Regions from separate parts of the Homo sapiens genome. Here region 1 is linked to region 2. A link is an interaction called in ENCODE POLR2A ChIA-PET data of the cell type or tissue named here. Cell type or tissue: OCI-LY7. All regions are shown on one strand. Links, peaks and the distances in the headings refer to the core of each region. The heading gives the core; the rest is flanking DNA.

The links. Peaks named below come from ENCODE experiments on the same cell type or tissue, not always from the same donor. Only the 100,000 strongest peaks of a DNase experiment are listed, where the experiment ranks them.
Region 1: POLR2A ChIA-PET joins it to region 2 with 17 read pairs; 2 of 35 experiments call an interaction of 5 or more read pairs at or near these places.

Annotation. Positions count from the first base shown.
Region 1 is chrX:41,673,309-41,676,230 of GRCh38, forward strand. All of the region lies in intron 5 of CASK (calcium/calmodulin dependent serine protein kinase), which reads right to left. It also overlaps the pseudogene YWHAZP10. Among named protein-coding and RNA genes, the nearest start is that of GPR34, 14 kb to the right of the region's middle. In OCI-LY7, for the core only: no CTCF peak of the experiment used is centred there; no DNase peak of the experiment used is centred there.
Region 2 is chrX:41,617,475-41,620,396 of GRCh38, forward strand. The region is part of intron 11 of CASK (calcium/calmodulin dependent serine protein kinase); the gene reads right to left. Among named protein-coding and RNA genes, the nearest start is that of GPR34, 70 kb to the right of the region's middle. In OCI-LY7, for the core only: no CTCF peak of the experiment used is centred there; no DNase peak of the experiment used is centred there.

The DNA of each region.
Region 1 (2,922 bases), core at 253-2,752, 56 kb after region 2:
GGGGTCTTGATATGTTGCCCAGGCTGGTCTTGAACTCCTGGTCTCAAGTGATCCTCTCACCTTGGCCTCCCAAAGTGCCCAGATTACAGGCATGAGCCACTGTGCCTGGCCTAAAGAGTTGAATTTAAGAAAGCAAATAGAGCCATAAATGCAAATTAACAGAATGTAAAGCCAGGTAGTATTACTTGTTAGGAAGTAAAATTAAGCTGGTAAGGAGGTGTTATAGGGATGGGGACTAGGGAATTGCTATTTTAGTTGGGGTCAGAGAAGGCCTCTCTAATGGGTAATATCTGAACAGAGACCAGAACGAAGTGAAAAAGCAAGCCACATGGAAGCAAGTTCCAGATGAGAAGAACAGCCAATACAAAGGCCCACAGGAATAAGGAGGGTTGTTTGGAGAAGAAGAAGGAAGCCCAGTGTGTCTGGAAAGGCATGAGAGCAAGGGGCAGAGCGGTGGGAAATGTGATCTGAGGGATGATCAAAGGTGTAGGGCCTTGAAACTGTGGTGAGAACTCTGGGTGTTTTTTTTTTTTTTTTTTTTTTTGCCTCCCATCATCAATATTTATTGAGCATTTACAGTGTACTAGGCACAACAGAACATACAGAAAACATTGTCCCTGCTCTTGAGGAGCTTACATTCTAAAAGAAAAAATATACCTCTTTTAAAATGGCATTTTTGTTTGGTGTTTTCTGCAAAGTACTGAGGAAATATTTTGTAAAGTGAGCTTTGGGTATAACTTAGCCCCATCATTATTTAGAGAACAGAGGAGGAAGAAAGAGGAAGGATTTTAAAGGCAGACAATGACAAACCATTCAGGATAGGCAGGGTTTTAAAGGGAGATAAACACAATCTCATCAACTAAGGAGAGATTTGCTGCAGTAAATAGGATGAGGGAAATAGTCTGTGGGATGCAAGCAAAGGAAGCAGGGTGCCTTAGACACTGAGTGGAGCCAGAAAGGTCATGCGGCCTTTTTCCAAGTACATGGCCACCAAGTAGGAATGGTTGGTGACAAGACAGAAGGCTAAAAAAGGAAGGTAATCTTGTGCACCTGACAAATAGAATAAAGGATCAAAATTGAAGGCAGACTATAAGAGTATCAAGAAATTCTTAAAAACCAAAAAGTGATTTGGAAGCACAAAACTTATAGTTAATGCTACCCAATGTCATGACGGGCCAAGAACATTGTGGCTTCCTAAGTTAGAAAATGCCATACGCCAAAATTTTAAATGGAACATATTACATTTTTTTCTAATCAATCTCCCCTCTCCCAAAAAAATTGGAACTCATTTTTTTCAGGGTGGGGAGGAAGAGAGGGGATCACGGGACATGGAAACAGTAGTTATATTAGTAGTATTTTTGTTGTTATGATAAATTTTGTGTTTAAACTTGGTAAAAGCCCATTAGCTGCCAAGAGGGAATAAGGAATAAATTTCAAAAAATGTACAATTTCCTTTAGAGAAGTTTCAGAACCAAAAGACTAATTTACATGAAAAGCTGTAGAGAAAGTAGTTGAAAAGTCCATTCATAAAACTTTTATTCCACTTACATGAATTTAATACATGTGTTCTTAACAATTATGCTTGGATTGTTATACAGCACATGCATGTTAGGCAAGTATCAAAAAAAAAATCACAAAAGCAAAAAACCTAAAAAAAAAAAGTTAAATACATGGGTTTTTGTTTTACTGCTGTGCTTGATACAGATGAAGTAATGAATACCAAGCAATTCATTTTTCCTGCATCTTTACTTTTACATTTGTTCTTAGGTTGCCTAAAACATTTAGATACAAATAAAATGAGTGTAGCAAAAATAATGAAAGCTAACAGCAGGTAACTTTACAAATAATGGAATGTGAACCGTTTCTGCCCTTATCCAGAGTAAAATGGGTCACAACTTTGTCTAAAGGAACACTTCTGCAGTTGTAGTCAAAGGTGTGCACATTGAGATTGAGTATTCCACAGATATACATGGTTTAATATGTGGTATCCATGGGGTATGTTTCTACCACAGCCTTGTAAGTGCTCCAAACCTTAAAGTACCCACAATTACTACACCTGTGACTGGAACCAATGATCCCTTTTATTCCCCACCAGGACAAACCAATATGTAGGCAGTTTTCTTTGCTTGGACAGGGAAGCAGTTTTACCCTGGCCCTTGTGAAGCCACAATGTACCAAAAGTACTATGCCAAACATTTATAACTTGTATAAAAATTCCACATCCCCATATTGGCCACCTCAAGATGAAAACAGGTAACTCCCTAAATGTTAACTGGCTCTACTCCCCTAATATTAAACATGAAAACCACATGGGAAACATAGAAATTCAAATAGAAGTAACATAAACCTGTCATAAATCGTAAATAAAAAACTTTGTGGGACAGCATGGATGACAAATGGTCTACTGTGTAAATTTTAGAATGAGGCACACAAAAGTTGGAAGGCCGGTTAATTTTCCCCTCCTTCTCCTGCTTCAGCTTCGTCTCCTTGGGTATCTGATGTCCACAATGTCAAGTTGTCTCTCAGTAATTGCATTATTAGCATGCTGTCTTTGTATGACTCTTCAATTAATGTATCAAGTTCAGCAATGGCTTCATCAAAAGCTGTCTTTGCAAGAGAGCAGGCTTTCTCTGGGGAGTTCAGAATCTCATAATAGAACACAGAGAAGTTAAGGGCCAGACCTGGTCTGATAGGATGTGTTGGTTGCATTTCCTTTTTGCTGATTTCAAAAGCTTCTTGGTATGCTTGTTGTGACTGATCCACAATCCCTTTCTTGTCATCACCAGTGGCAACCTCTGCCAAGTAATGGTAGTAATCTCCTTTCATTTTCAAAGAGAAGACTTTGCTCTCTGCTTGTGAAGCACTGGGGATCAAGAACTTTTCCAAAAGAAACAGTACATCATTGCAGATATCTCTTAGCTC
Region 2 (2,922 bases), core at 204-2,703:
CAAATGGAATAAATACATATTTTTGGCTTAACCTCAAAATCTGTCTTCACCCTTGATTATTTTAACACCTTCCATTAACACCTGTTCTAGTTCCGTTATTTCTTTCTTTGGGTATGACAAACAGAACCACAGAACACATTCTTGGTTGGATAGATGTGTGTATAATTGATATCTGTAGTTCAGTACCAACCATCTAAAAATCCCATGGTGTTTCAATTCATTATAAGATATAAATAGACACAAAGACACTTCTCGGGCTTCTCCATTGCTATTTGTTTTAGATTTTAAACCCCGAGGCAGTAGTGATTATTAATATAACACATGCAGCACATGCTAATTAAGATGTTACTAGTTTTCATTTTGAAGATCAATACTGTCACATATAAAATAACTATTTTTCTCAAAGACTAAAAAGGCTGTTTTTCCTATAAAACCTCTGAATAAACTTGTAACTATCTTGAAAACAAAATCAATCAATAAAAAGTACACAAGTTCACCTCAGAGGGCAGTTGATTTAACGGCAGGACTGTAGGTATCCTATTTACCTCTGTATTCTGGGGTGTACTTTGCAGAGTCCTTTGTACCAAGACACTTCATAAAATGGCCTGATTAAAATGATTTTTTTCTGAGTAAATTCTGAAGAATTGAAAACAAAGTATGAGAAAGACTTAACCACAGAAAACAATTTCTTTTATAGTACTGTTTCCTTAAAGCCACATTTGAAATTATTTTAATACTTATATTTGTATTAACAGCTTATAATTTCCAAAGTGCTTTTATACTTACTACCTTATGTGATTCCACAATAACCCTGTCTCTGCAGGCAAGTGTTTTTTTTGTTTTGAGACAGGATCTTGCTCTGTTGCCTAGGCTGGAGTGTAGTGGCGTGATCCTGGCTCACTGCAGCCTCGACCTTCTGGGCTTGAGCAATCCTTCCACCTCAGCCTTCCAAACAGGTGGGACTACAGGCACGCTACCATGCCTGGCTAATTTTTTAAAAAGTTTTTTGTAGAGTTGGGGGTCTCTCTCTGTTGCCCAGGCTATTCTCAAATTCCTGGGCTCAAGCAATCCTCCCGCCTCAGCCTCCCAAAGTGCTGGGATTATAGGCATTGAGCCACCATGCTTGGTCAGCAAGTGTTTTTATATTTGAAAAACCAGAGGCTCAGTAGGGTTAAATAACCTTTCCAAGGGCCACAGGCAATAAGCAGAAGATCAAATCCTAGAACCCAGGTCTCACTCCTAATTCAGTGTTCCTTCCATAATAGACTGTCCCCCACCCACAAAATCATGTTTTATCCTCAGCAATGCATCAGAATGATTTGCATTTGGTAATGAGGTGATGTCCAATTTCTTTTTTTTTTTTTTTTTTTGAGACAGAGTCTCACTCTGTCGCCCAGGCTGGAGGGCGGTGGTGTGATCTCGGCTCACTGCAAGCTCCGCCTCCTGGGTTCATGCCATTCTCCTGCCTCAGCCTCCCGAGTAGCTGGGACTACGGGCACCCGCCACCACACCTGGCTAATTTTTTTTTTGTATTTTTAGTAGAGAGGGGGTTTCACCGTGTTAGCCAGGATGGTCTCAAACTCCTGACCTCGTGATCCACCCGCCTTGGCCTCCCAAAGTGCTGGGATTACAGGCGTGATGCCTAATTTCTGTTCTCTCTTTAATCTCAATTTGATTTACCATATAAGGTTTTTTCCTAGCCCTTGGTCCAAACTTCCACATTCATGAACTTATTAGATACTATAATGCCCTGCCTTCAGAATAGTATTTTGTTTTCATAATTCATTTGGCAATAAAGTTTGTATCTAAAAATCAGGTTTATAATCATACTTTTTTTTTTTTTAAATAGAGATGGGATCTCACTATGTTGTGCAGGCTGATCTCAATCTCCTGGCCTCAAGCAATCCTCCCACCCCAGCCTCTCAAAGTGCTGGCAAGGCATGAGCCACCATGACTGGCCTGCACATTTTAACTTTGAATACTTCTACTTTTTCAAATAATCTCACCAGTACAAACAAGTTTTTCAAAAGTTTTCTGCTACTATTATGAAATAATAGTCAAAAAAAGCATAAATATGTCAACTGTTTAAAAAATGTTTCTATTTCTTTAAAGAGAAATATGCTTTTAAGGTCAATAAAAGCTTTGAGTCTAGAATAATCTCATTACGAGAGTGGAAGTCTCATAAAAAGGTTGACCAAGTAAAAATAAACCAAAAGGAGGACAGAAAAATAAACAGTCAAATGTTTAGACTAAAAAGTTCTCAGTGTTAAAGTAGGCTGAGTATGTCTTAAAAGTTTTTCCCCTTACATTTTACTACGAAAAGCTTCAAACATACAGAAAGTTTGAAAGAATCGTGCCCACCACCTAGATCCTACATATGTTGACAGTTTGCTGTATTTGCTTTATCACATGTCTACCCATCTATCCATCAGTTCACGTATTTTTCATTCATTTCAAATTAAATGGCAGTGGCCAGCATTAGTACACTTCACCCTTAAAGACTTCAGCAAAGATTGCAATGCTTATTTTTCTCTCTGAGGTAAAATTTACATAGAATGAAATACACAAATCTTAAGTGTACCATTCAATGAGTTTTGATATACCCAAGTTTTCACTGTAATTGTTTCAATAAAGATTTGTGTATTTCTTTTTTTTTTAAATAGTACAAACTTTATTCATAAATAAAACTTCATAAAGATAAAAGCAGGGACATTTCCTGTTTTTAAAAGGGAATAGTGGAAGGCAGTATGCCATCTTATTTAAAATCACAAGTTAGGTTTTTCAGATGGATGACAGTTGAGATCATTAAATCCCATTCCTGCTTCTCAGATTTTCACAAAATAACACATTAAATTCTCAATGTGTGTGTATTTCTTAATTTACAATGTATAGCTATGAAACTCAGCATCACTGAGCAAATCT